Regions from separate parts of the Homo sapiens genome. Here regions 1, 2 and 3 are each linked to region 4. A link is a contact called in ENCODE Hi-C or POLR2A ChIA-PET data. All regions are on one chromosome and are shown on one strand. The core of a region is the stretch at or near the end of the contact, and the rest is flanking DNA. Distances in the headings are between cores, read along the strand shown. Region 1 overlaps CFD (complement factor D). Region 2 holds the start of ARID3A (AT-rich interaction domain 3A). Region 3 holds the start of MBD3 (methyl-CpG binding domain protein 3). Region 4 holds the start of CIRBP (cold inducible RNA binding protein).

Region 1 (2,500 bases), core at 1-2,500, 410 kb before region 4:
CAGAAGTGGGATCCACGGCAAGTCAAAGCTTGGAAGAGCAGGAATGAGGTGTGGGACCCCCATACTGGAAAGGGCTTGGAGCGGGGTGGGGTCGGGGGAACACGTGGTGAGGTTGAGGCCAGAGGGGGTGTGGCCAGGAGCTGGGGGCGGGCCTAGAGGGGCGTGGCTTGTGGTTGTGGCCTAGGCGATAGGCGTGGCGCGGGGCTATTGACTAGTGAAGACCAAATTAACACGGGAGGGATGAGCGAGCATTGTGGGGCGGGAGCGGCAGCCAGGTGAGGGGGTCTAACACGTGAGGCCGGGGTGGGCGCGGGCCGCCCCTCACGGCCCCGTCCTGTTCCGGCAGGGTGACTCCGGGGGCCCGCTGGTGTGCGGGGGCGTGCTCGAGGGCGTGGTCACCTCGGGCTCGCGCGTTTGCGGCAACCGCAAGAAGCCCGGGATCTACACCCGCGTGGCGAGCTATGCGGCCTGGATCGACAGCGTCCTGGCCTAGGGTGCCGGGGCCTGAAGGTCAGGGTCACCCAAGCAACAAAGTCCCGAGCAATGAAGTCATCCACTCCTGCATCTGGTTGGTCTTTATTGAGCACCTACTATATGCAGAAGGGGAGGCCGAGGTGGGAGGATCATTGGATCTCAGGAGTTCGAGATCAGCATGGGCCACGTAGCGCGACTCCATCTCTACAAATAAATAAAAAATTAGCTGGGCAATTGGCGGGCATGGAGGTGGGTGCTTGTAGTTCCAGCTACTCAGGAGGCTGAGGTGGGAGGATGACTTGAACGCAGGAGGCTGAGGCTGCAGTGAGTTGTGATTGCACCACTGCCCTCCAGCCTGGGCAACAGAGTGAAACCTTGTCTCTCTCTACAAAAAAAAAAAAAAAATTCTGCGTGGTGGCTCACGCCTGTAATCCCAGCACTTTGGGAGGCCGAGGCGGGCGGATCATTTGAGGTCAGGAGTTCCTGATCAGCCTGACCAACATGGTGAAACCCCGTGTCTACTAAAAATACAAAAAAAAATTAGCTGAGCGTGGTGGTGGGCACCTGTAGCCCCAGCTACTCAGGAGGCTGAGGCAGGAGGATAGCTTGAACCCGGGAGGCGGAGGTTGCAGTGAGCTGAGATCGCACCACTGTACTCCGACCTGGGTGACAGAGCGAGACTCTGTCTCAAAACAAAAACAGAAACATTAAAAAAAGAGGAACGCGGGAAGCTACAGATAAAAGCGCAAGAACGGAGAATACAGCGAAGTTCCGGGTCCAGCGCTTCCGTGGGGCTGACGCGGCCACACGGCGGCGCCCTTGCCACACACACACACACACACGCGCGAAGGCCCGCCAGGCATGGGTGTCCCCTCCTGGTCTGGCTCATACCGTTTCCCTTTGCTTACCAAGGGGAATGTGAGCGTCTTCTGTGTGCAAGGCTGTGGGCTGAGACTCAGGTGCACAGAAACCCTTCGAGGCCGTGTTCCTATGACCCATATCCCATAAGGGGAAACTGAGGCTCACAGGGACTGTGCGACTCTCCTGACCTTACACAGAAGCTCCAGGACACAGCCTGGACTGGAGCCCAGAGCCACGGAGCCTGCCTTCACAAACCACCCTGGGTGCGGCCAGACCCACACCAGGACGACGAGCAGCGGCACCTGCTTGCTGGAGGCCCTGGACCTCAGGTCACCCTTCTTGGCAAGGCCAGGGAGGACACCTGAGGCCCTGTGCCCTTTCTCCCACCTGGTGGAGGGGCAGCCAGGCGCTATCGTAGAAAAAGACTGATGGGCCAGGCGCGGTGGCTCATGCCTGTAATCCCAGCACTTTGGGAGGCCGAGGCGGGCAGATCACAAGGTCAGGAGATTGAGACCATCCTGGCCAACACGGTGAAATCCCATCTCCACTAAAAATACAAAAAAATTAGCCGGGCGTGGTGGCGGATGCCTGTAGTCCCAGCTACTTGGGAGGCTGAGGCAGGAGAATAGCTTGAATCCAGGAGGTGAAGCTTGCAGTGAGCCGAGATAGCACCACTGCATTTCAACCTGGGCAACAGAAGGAGACTCCATCTCAAAAAGAAAGAAAAAAAAAAAAAAGAGAAAAGAAAAAGTGACTGATGGGCCGGGTGCCGGTGGCTCACGCCTGTCATCCCAGCACTTTGGGAGGCTGAGGCGGGCAGATCATGAGGTCAGGAGATCGAGACCATCCTGGCTAACACGGTGAAACCCCGTCTCTACTAAAAATACAAAAAATTAGCCGGGCGTGGTGGCAGGCACCTGTAGTCCCAGCTGCTCGGGACGCTGAGGCAGAATGGCGTGAACCCGGGAGGTGGAGGTTGCAGTGAGTGGAGATCACACCACTACACTGCAGCCTGGGTGACAGAGCGAGATTCCATCTCAAAAAAAAAAAAAAGACTGATGATCTGAGAGGCAGGTCCGCTGGGAAAAGGGGGGATGGATTGATGAACACTGTGCTTGGGTGTTTTTGGGGCTATGGAACACTCACCTAGGAATCACACTGACGT
Region 2 (2,819 bases), core at 85-2,584, 340 kb before region 4:
GTTTTGTGGAGGGAGGAGGTGCAACTAGGTGGAAGGACAGAGAGAAAGTTGCAATGCCGTGTGCTAGTCTAGGGAAAGGGGAGGGAGACGACTACAACCCCGCCCCCAACACTCAGGACCGGGGACCCGAGCCCGCCAGAGACCCTCCACAAGTGAGGGTCCCCCGGGGTGGCCCCTGCCCGCCCTCCAGGCTCCCCTGGGGCTCACGTCCGGGCTGGAGCCTGGGCCTCTGCGCTTAGCCCCCTGGGGTCGCTTCCCGCGCACACAGCTCCCTGCAGAGCACGCGTCCCCCTCCCGACCGCCTTCCTTGCACCCCGCTCGGTGCCTCAGTTTCCTGCTCTGCGCAGTGGCGACAAGAAGGTTGCCAACTACAGAGAGGAGTGAGGGCTGGAGACGTGCAGGGACCTCCCTGGAGGGAGGCGCGGGGCACGTGGTTGGGCAAGCGACCGCTCAGACCGTGTAAGTCATCACCACCTTCACGGGGGGGTGGTGGGCAGCCGAGCTCCCGACGCTGGTGACAGCCGGGCCGGGCAGGGTCGTCCTGGTTTCACAAAGGGGCTCCGGGTCCCAGCGCGCACCTCCCCACGCCCGCGCCGAGCCCCCGTCTGCAGCCCGTCCCTCCCCAGAGGGAGGCCGGCGGGACCCTGGTTCCCTCCCTCCGACGCCGCCCGCCCAGCTCTGCACCGGGTCTTTCAAGCCCATTTCTCAGACTTGGAAACGGCGGCTCCGGAGAGTGAAGTCACTCTCTCAGGGTCTCTCCGTCTAAGGGGCGAAGGTGAAACTCCGAGTCCACGAGGCCCAGCGTAGGTGCTCCGTAAGAAGGGAAGAGACTTGGTCCCGGATCTGGCTCCGATGCCTCCGGCCAGCCCGCCCAGGCGGAGCCCCAGTCAGTCCCCTCTTCTTCCCCCGGGGCGCTCCCGCCCCAGCCCCTGCCCCCGGCACCCTCTGCGCTTGGGGCCGCGTCGCGCACTTTGCCCACCGTCCCTAGGCCGGGGGCGGGGCCTCCCGCGGCGCTGTTCCCCTTCCCGTTTATTATTTATTATCCTTTAAAGGGGCCGCGACCTGAAAATTTCCGTCCACTCTGCCCGGCTCCCCAGCGCCCCCGGGCTGGTTGCGCGTCGTCAGACCGCGGGAGGGGGGCGAGGGGGCGTGCGGGGAAAAGTGGGGAGCCCTGGCGAGGCCCTCCCGCGCCCGGGCCGCGGCGCTGAATCACCGGCCAGGTATTTGCATCCGAGAGCGACTCGTCCCCTGGTGATTTGTCTGGGGGTGGGGGAGGGGCGGGGCGGGGGCCGGCCGCGCGCGGGGCGCCTCTTACCAATCGGGCGGAGGGGTGTAGACGCGGACGCGGCTGGCGGCTCGGTGAGTCGGCGCGCGGCACAGCCCCGTGGGTCGGGGGCCGGGAGCCAGCGGCGCGCACCGGCGGCTGGAAGCCAGGCGGGCCCGGGCAGGCCGACCCCAGGCGCGGGGCGCGCGCCCCACTACGAGCCGCCCTGCGCGGTAAGGCTGGGGAGCGCGCTGGCCGTTCCCAGCGCGGGTTCCGGTGCCGGGGTGGGCGCAGTGCGTCCTGGAAGCCAAAGAAGGGGGTCCCCAAAGTTGGGCGGAGATGTTGGTGGGGGTCCCGGACTGGGAAGGCGGCCCTGGCGGGCTGGGGTTCGGGGAGTTTTCTCTGCACCCCGCTTGGAGACTTCACTCCCCACTGGATCAATCGCTCAGGGGCGAGCAGGGGCGATCGGGGGTCGCGAGTGCGCGCCCCCCCCTCCCCAGCGGAAGGAAATGGTCTCTGCGCGCGCGCGGGGGGCTGCACCCCGATATTTTATTTCATTTTTATTCTTTCTCCCCGAAATCAGGGATTTATTCGGGAGCCCAGAGAGGAGGGAGGGTAGTTCCCGGCGAGCCTCCCCAGCCGGGCTGGTTTATTTATAAAGTGTCCGCCCCAGCGCAGAGAGGGGCCCCCGGGGGAGACACCGCGGCCCCCGGGCGCCGGGGTGGGTTGGGCCCGGGCGCCCGGTTCCTCGGCGGGGATACCCAGGAAGAGCCCCCTGACCCGTTTCAGGGCCCCCCAGACACAAAAGCGGGCGCAGGAAGCGCTGGGAGCGCGCGTTTGTCAACTCCAACGCTCGGCGCCGGCCCCGGGCGGCGGGTTCAATTATCTTCCGTTTTTAGGCGCTCGGGCTGGAGGGGTTCCCCCCCCCATGCAAATCGGCCGCTTTCCAAGAAGCCTTTGAAATCCGGACCAGGGTTTCTGTCTTCTTATTTCTTCTCCTTCTTGAGTTTTTTTCTCACTTCCTCCAGGCCCCCCCAACCCAGGACTTTCTTAGCCCCCTCCCCAGCTTTCTGCCCCGCCCCTCCCCCTCCTCTTCCCTTCGTGGAGTGAGGGGCCCCTTTCGCCACCCGCGGGCCCGGGGCCTTGCACAACTCTTTAAATAACCATGTTTTGCAAGGCCCGCGCCGAGCGGGTGACCTCTCTCCGGAGGCCTGGGGGGAGGAGGGTGTGGCCCAGGATCCCTCCGCCCCCCACCCCTGCCTGGTCCAACGACCACCCAGCGCCCCGTCCCAGCCTCTCCCTTGGGGCTGTCATAAAATGGGGGTGGGGGTCGAGGACAAAGGGCTCTTGGGGGGAGGGGTCTGAAGGGGGTGGGCGTAGCTAGTTTAGGGTTATGGCGGCGATGGGGGGGCACCCAGCCCTGACCTAGGGGGGAATCTGGGATCCCCACCTGCCCCCTCCACCGGCCCCAACGTGGAGGTCTGTCCTGCTCCCCTCCCCCACCCGGCGACCCGGAAGGGTCATTAAACCCAGCAGGGCTCGGAGCGGGCTGGTG
Region 3 (3,088 bases), core at 499-2,998, 320 kb after region 4:
CACTCAATGTCACGTCCTCAGAGAAGCCCTCCCTGACCCCAGTCTCATTCAGGCCCCGTCATCTGCCCTCCCAGATTTCAGCATGTGTCACTGCAGATCTCAGGACGTGTACAGGGTTCCAGCTCATAAGGGTACACATTTGGGGACCAAGTTTCCCCTCTCTTGCTGTCCTCCAACTTTCCAGGAACCAGTCCCTGAGCTCCTCCTGCAGGACGAGGCCCCACACATTGCTTCTGATCACAGCCATCCTTTCCCCGCTCACTTTTCTCACTTTATCTCCCCAAACCGGGACAGTCAAGAACCACAGAGGACCGAAGTGCACAGTGGACGGAGCGGTCGTTCTGCCCCTCCTTGGCTCGTGGAAACCACCCGCCCTCACCTGGGCGGTCTCCTGCCCACGACCCCGAGCTGTGGGAAAAAGGGGGACCAGCCGCACACCCCCCTTTACCCAGGTGCTCGGCACATGGCAGGCGTCCTCCGCTTTCCCCTCCTGGGGGACCTGAAGGCGCCACGGGACACTGAACCAAGGGGAGGGCGCAATCAAAGCTGGCCCAGAATCAAAAGCATCTTTCCCGAGCCAGGAAAAAAAAAAAAAAGAGGACAAACAGCAGGTGGCCGACTGTCTGGGACTTGGCTGCAGCAGGCGACTAAGTCTTTGTTCCACGGAGGGGGTTCCCTGCGACCTTTCAGAGCAGCGCCTTGTTCCAATTTGGGGACGGGGGGGTCTCTGAAAGCCTTCCACCACCAGTAACATCCACGCAAAGACTACCGTTAGGTGGGCTCGGAAAGTCGAAAGCCTCAGGTCTCCACCCTGAGGGGGCCACGACCCAAGAGGACCAGAGGCCTCGGAAGGAGTCAAGGGGAATACCTTTAAAAAAAGCAACGCTGCGTGGGAGACCAGTCACCCTGAGGCGCTTATTCCCAGGACTGGGGCGAGCCCAAGAACCCGTATTTTCACGCACGCCCTCCCCGATCCGCCCATGAGCCCTGCTCCCCGAAATCCCGGCTGGCCACCCCCTCGGGCTCCGCGCCACCCCAGGAGCGCCCCAAGAAGGCACCCCCTGCGTCTCACGGGAACCAAAGGGACAGCCCACCCTCCACCCCTGCCCCCCGGTAGCATCTGGCCGCCGCCAGGCGCCCCTGGCCCAGCGCGCACGAACAAAGGCCGCAGTCGCCGTCCGGCAGCCAGTCCCTGAACGGCCGGCCGAAAGCCATGCGGCCCAACAAGCGGCGCACGCGCACTGGGCCTCCGCGCGCCGGGCGCACACGCACGCAAGACGCACGCACGCACGCACGACGCACGCGCGGGGCCCAGGCCGCGGCCCGGGGCAGGGGCGCCGAGGCCGCCGCAGAGGCCGCTGGGAGGAGCCCGTTGAGGCCCTGCGCGGCCGGCGCGCTCATTCACCTATAGTAAAAGACATCCCTGTGGCCGGCCGACAGCCCCGACCTTCTGGGCACTTCTTCCCTCTCCCAGCCCTGCGGGAGCGCCGGGCACTCCCACCTCTTCCGCTCCATTGCGCCCGGCTCCTCGGCCCGCCGCCGGGCCCGCCGCCGCCGCCCGGACCCCCACTCGCCGCCGCCGCCTCAGCTGCCTCCGCTGCCGCTGCCGCCGCCGCCACTTGCCGCGGCTGTTCCGGCCCGCGGGCCCCCGCCCTCCGCCCCCAGCCGGGCGCGCGCCGGCTTTGCCGCCCTTTCGGCCCCCTCCCCGCGCTCGCCAGCCCCCGCTCGGGGGGCCCGCTCCGCCCACCCGCCCGCGCGGGGCCCCGCGCTGCGCAGCCGCGGCGCCATGCCCCCGCCCCTCTACGGCCCCGCCAATCAGCGCGCTGGGAGGGGGCGGGGCCTTAAGTGGCGTGCGCGCCTGCGCGCTGTGCCTTGCGAGCTGCCAGTGCCCAGCAGCTGTGCCCGGAGTCCGCGCGGCTCCTTTTACTGTGCCCTGTCTCTGCCGGCCGCCTGGTGCGCGTGCGCGGGGACATGCTTTCGGACTAGTGGGGTCCTTTCCTCCGACCTTTCTCCAGCCCAAGTCTTGGGGACTCTGGCCCAGTGACTGGACCTCGACTTCCCCGCCCTCCTGGTCTCCCAGCTTCCGAGCTTTTTACGAGCGTCCAAATCTGGGGGACTTCCCCCGTGACCACCCCTTCCACGCCCCCAAGTTCCCTCCAGTAGCTTTTTTTTTTTTGAGACGGGGTCTCTGTCACCCAGGCTGGAGTGCAGAGGCGCGATCTTGGCTCACTGTAGCCTCCGCCTCCCGGGTTCAAGTTGTTATGCCTCAGCCTCCCAAGTAGCTGGTTCCACGGACGGCTAATTTTTGTAGTTTTAGTAGAGACGGGATTTCACCATGTTGGCCAGGCTGGACTCGAACTCCTTACTTCAGGTGATCAGCCCACTTCGGCCTCCCAAAGCGCTGGGATTACAGGCGTGAGCCACTGCGCCCCGTCCAGCTGCTTTTTGAACCCTCAAAATCCAGGAATCTGAGCACCCCCCCCCAGCTCCCCGACCACCCCCTGCACCTTAGTCCAGCCACCATCTCTGGCCGGGAGAGTTCCAGGACCTTCCTGCGGAATCGCCCACCCCCTGTTGTCTCCCCTTAACCCCTTCCCCAGCCAGCCAGAGGGATCCTGAAATGGAAACGGGTGGGCTGCCCCCCATCAGTTCCCCCTGACAGCGTCGCTCCCAAGGCTAGGGCTGGGCGGGCCTGCACAGGTGTTCAAGGACTGAGTCTAGCTGCTGTGCTCCCCTGCCTCCAGCTGGAGAAACTGTCCTGGTTCTAAGGACTCTTTTGTTGACATTGGGTCCACCCGATCTGGGATGCTTTCCCATCTGAAGATCTCGTCCCATTTTCAAAGTCCCTTTAGCTGCAGGTTCCAGGGAGTAGGACAGGCACATTCATTTATTGATTGATTGACTGACTGATGGAGACAGAGTCTTGCTCTGTTGCCCAGGCTCGAGTGCAATGGCGTGATCTCGGCTCACTGCAACCTCCACCTCCCGGGTTCAAGTAATTCTCCTGCCTCAGCCTCCCAAGTAGCTGGGACTACAGGCGCCCACCACCATGCCCGGCTAATTTTTTTGAATTTTTAGAAGAGATGGG
Region 4 (2,746 bases), core at 196-2,695:
GGGGCGGCTGTAGTGGGGGGGCCCGAGGTGCAGAGGGGGTGGTGATGAATCACACAGCTGCTGCCTGGGGGAGGGGGTCTTGAGCCCATGAGGGGTCCCAGAGACCTTGTCACTGGAGACAGCGCCCCTGGCTACCCCCACCTCGATCCACTTGAGGGTGGAAGTGAGTCTGAGGTCAGGAGTGGGGCCGGGATTTCCCTGGGATGAGCAGCAAAGCGGGGGTCTCTGTACGCCAACTTCCCCCAGCTTGTCAGCAGAGGGTCATCCCTCCGAAGACTTTCTGGGGCAGAGAGGCAGGGGTCCGCGCTGGCTTCTTCCACCAGGGCTGGGGGAGGCGGCGGCATGAGATGACTCCTGGGCGAGGAGCAAGTGGTGGCCATAGAGGGCCCCCCAGAGGCTTTGGGGCCGCCGAAGAGTAGTGAGTGAGGGTCCTTGTAAAGCTGGTTCTCCAGATGGCGGCGGCTTTAAGACTCCCCTCCGCCAACCAGGCTCAGTAGGGGAGGCCTGTGGAAGGAGAGAAAAGGCCTGGGTGGAGGAGCAGAGTGGGCCTGGCCCCGCGTGGGGAGCGAGTGCGCCGTTGCTGTGCAGCACGGTGGGAGGGGAGGCCGAGGGCCGGGCGGAGTGCTGGGGTGCAGTGGGGACTCGGGGTGTCCGCCTGCACCCGACAGCAGGGACGCACAACACTATCCGGCCAGGCGAGTGTGGGGGTGTGGGCCACGCACCCAGCCGTGATAATCGCGGTTCCAGTGGGAGTTAGGCTTGGGTGCGGGTTGGAGTTTGTAGGCAAACTGGGTTGCGTAAAGTTGGGGTGCACCAAAGTGTGGCGATGTAGGAAGAATTGGGATTGCGAATATTGGGGTTCGCATGAATGGGGTTGTCTCTGTTGGGGTTTTGGTGGGCATGGGGTTGATGGCAGGAATGGAGTGCTGGGGTGCTGGGAAAACTGGGACGTCGGTTGTATTGGCAAGAATATCACGACAGGTGTCGGGGTTCAGATGAAGTTGGGATGTCTGACAGCCGGGTCTTGGTTGGGTAGGGGATCTGGGCTAGGTTGTTATGTCGGGACTGCTGGAGCACAGGCAAAGTCGGGGTCCCAGTGACACCCAGAAGTCCCCATGAGGCCTGAGGCCTGGGAATCGGGGCTAGAGGCCCATTTGTTCCCCGCCGCAGGCCAGGGAGCAGGCACGCGTAACTGGGTCAGCCCCGCCCCGCCCCGCCGCGCGCTGGTCACGCCCCCTCGAGCGCGGGTGGAGGACTGCGGACTGCAAACGTCTCGGCCAATAGTCGAGCCCGACACCAGTCCGCGGGAGGGGGCGGAACCGAGATAGACTCGGCCCCCAGCTCATGAATATAAGACGCAGGCGCGCCCTCTGATTGGCCCAGGATGTGTAGGGGGCGGGGCCCGGCGGAAGCGTATATAAGGCCGGGCTCGGGGACGCCCCCCCCTCACTCGCGCGTTAGGAGGCTCGGGTCGTTGTGGTGCGCTGTCTTCCCGCTTGCGTCAGGGACCTGCCCGACTCAGTGGTGAGGGCCCTGGCTGCACCGGCTCCGAGGAGCTCGGGGCGGCGGGCGGCCTGCGGCGGCCAGGCGAGGCGGGGCCGCAGCGGCACGCCCCTGGGAGGGGGCGGGCCCGGGGTGGAGTCCGCCCCGCCGGCGGCGAGGGACAGCGGGAGATTGGGCCGAGTAGCGGCCAGAGGGCCTCTCCCCGCCGGTCCGGGCCGCCGGCGACCCGGTTGCCGCCGCAAAATGGCGGCCGCGAGCTCGAGGCTGTGCCCAGCGAAATGGCGGGAGCGCCGAGTTCCCGGATGGAGTGGCGCAGGGTGCGCGCGGGGCGCATGCGCACGCGGCGGGGGCGGGGCCACGTGGCGCCCCCGGTCTCCAGGGCCGCTTTCCCGGCCTTGGGGCTGGAGGTATCCACACACCAACGCTTTTGCTTACCGAGCCTTAGTTTCCTCCTTTTCCCATTGCGATTGCATGAGGGAAAGGACGGCCTCGTAAATCTTGGGTAGGCGTGGCCCGTTCTAGTGTGGTTCCTCGTCTGCCACGTCGTGCTTTGCGCCCAAAGTTTGGTCCAAGTTGGCACAGCTCCCAGTGCCAGACTTCCAAGTCTAGTTCTCAGAGCCACTGGGTGGCGGCCATTCCCAGCCAGTGAATGCTTTGTCTGTGTCAGCACTGACCGCCCCCTTAAATAGCCAGTTCTCCTAAATGCCACTTCCCCTGCCTGGAAATCCTGCCTTATCACTTCCGGGGCCATCCCTTCCCGATTCCCGGCCTAGGTCCTGGCTATGGAAGTCAGTACCTGCCCTGAGGTGCCCCCCAGGACGGGGCGGCCTCCCTGACAGCCAGCCCCCCCCCCAGTCTCAGGAGGCATTTTACAGTGAGCAGAAGCACGTTCTGGTCCAGCAACAAGTAGATGTCAGTTGGTTAGGGTAGGAGTTGGCACCCGTTCGGAAATAGGAGAACCTGAGAGTGCAGTCCTGCCCAGGGCACAACTGGAAGGCTGTGGGGGAAGGGAGACACCCATTGTGGAAATGGGTGCGGCCTGCCTTCAGTCTTGGGGGTGGATGGAGTAAATTATTTGAATTAAGAAGTCCTAGGTGGCTGGGTGCGGTGGCTCACACCTGTAATCCCAAAACTTTGGGTGGCCAAGGTGGGAGGATTGCTTGAGCCCAGGAGTTTCAGACCAGCCTGGGCAACAGAGCAAGACCCCATCTCTACTAAAACAAATTTAAAAAAATTATCCAGG

Evidence for each region. Hi-C counts contacts between places; a loop is a spot of excess contacts on that map. ChIA-PET counts read pairs that join two places held with the same protein, here RNA polymerase II (POLR2A). Pooled maps may share reads with other maps.
Region 1: a map with no recorded cell type shows a loop between it and region 4 (7-fold over the local background). The contact joins the enhancer-like site here to the promoter of CIRBP in region 4. A Hi-C loop is called at or near these places in 1 of 37 single-sample maps with no recorded cell type and 7 of 50 pooled maps. POLR2A ChIA-PET finds 5 or more read pairs at or near these places in 12 of 52 experiments (A673, BJ, CD4-positive, alpha-beta T cell and 9 more).
Region 2: a loop to region 4 is called in a pooled map, with 4 times the contacts of the local background. The contact joins the promoter of ARID3A here to the promoter of CIRBP in region 4. A Hi-C loop is called at or near these places in 5 of 37 single-sample maps with no recorded cell type and 9 of 50 pooled maps. POLR2A ChIA-PET finds 5 or more read pairs at or near these places in 9 of 52 experiments (A673, AG04450, BJ and 6 more).
Region 3: a map of A673 shows a loop between it and region 4 (4-fold over the local background). The contact joins the promoter of MBD3 here to the promoter of CIRBP in region 4. A Hi-C loop is called at or near these places in 3 of 168 maps with a recorded cell type or tissue (A673, CD4-positive, alpha-beta memory T cell and naive thymus-derived CD4-positive, alpha-beta T cell), 5 of 37 single-sample maps with no recorded cell type and 16 of 50 pooled maps. POLR2A ChIA-PET finds 5 or more read pairs at or near these places in 13 of 52 experiments (A673, BJ, CD4-positive, alpha-beta T cell and 9 more).

What each region holds. Positions count from the first base shown.
Region 1 is chr19:862,746-865,245 of GRCh38, forward strand. CFD (complement factor D) reads left to right here. Exons shown (of 5, transcript NM_001928.4): 5 at 347-896. The coding sequence ends at 493. Among named protein-coding and RNA genes, the nearest start is that of CFD, 4.3 kb to the left of the region's middle. Within about 2 kb of position 1,251, at least 8 of the 41 ENCODE cell types and tissues checked have a DNase peak (open chromatin) inside an H3K27ac peak, as active enhancers do.
Region 2 is chr19:924,701-927,519 of GRCh38, forward strand. ARID3A (AT-rich interaction domain 3A) reads left to right here and starts at 1,335. Exons shown (of 9, transcript NM_005224.3): 1 at 1,335-1,359. RefSeq lists silencers at 195-284, 375-1,304, 1,395-1,464, 1,885-2,124, 2,112-2,304 and an enhancer at 1,509-2,269.
Region 3 is chr19:1,591,117-1,594,204 of GRCh38, forward strand. MBD3 (methyl-CpG binding domain protein 3) reads right to left here and starts at 1,749. Exons shown (of 7, transcript NM_001281453.2): 1 at 1,406-1,749. The coding sequence starts at 1,515. RefSeq lists enhancers at 1-762, 2,140-2,189 and silencers at 1,000-1,099, 1,240-1,539, 1,700-1,749, 1,820-1,889.
Region 4 is chr19:1,267,887-1,270,632 of GRCh38, forward strand. CIRBP (cold inducible RNA binding protein) reads left to right here and starts at 1,446. Exons shown (of 6, transcript NM_001300829.2): 1 at 1,446-1,524. It overlaps CIRBP-AS1 (CIRBP antisense RNA 1), which reads right to left and starts at 2,374. Exons shown (of 2, transcript NR_027271.1): 1 at 1,939-2,374; 2 at 1-504. RefSeq lists silencers at 1,123-1,332, 1,543-1,702, 1,753-2,062.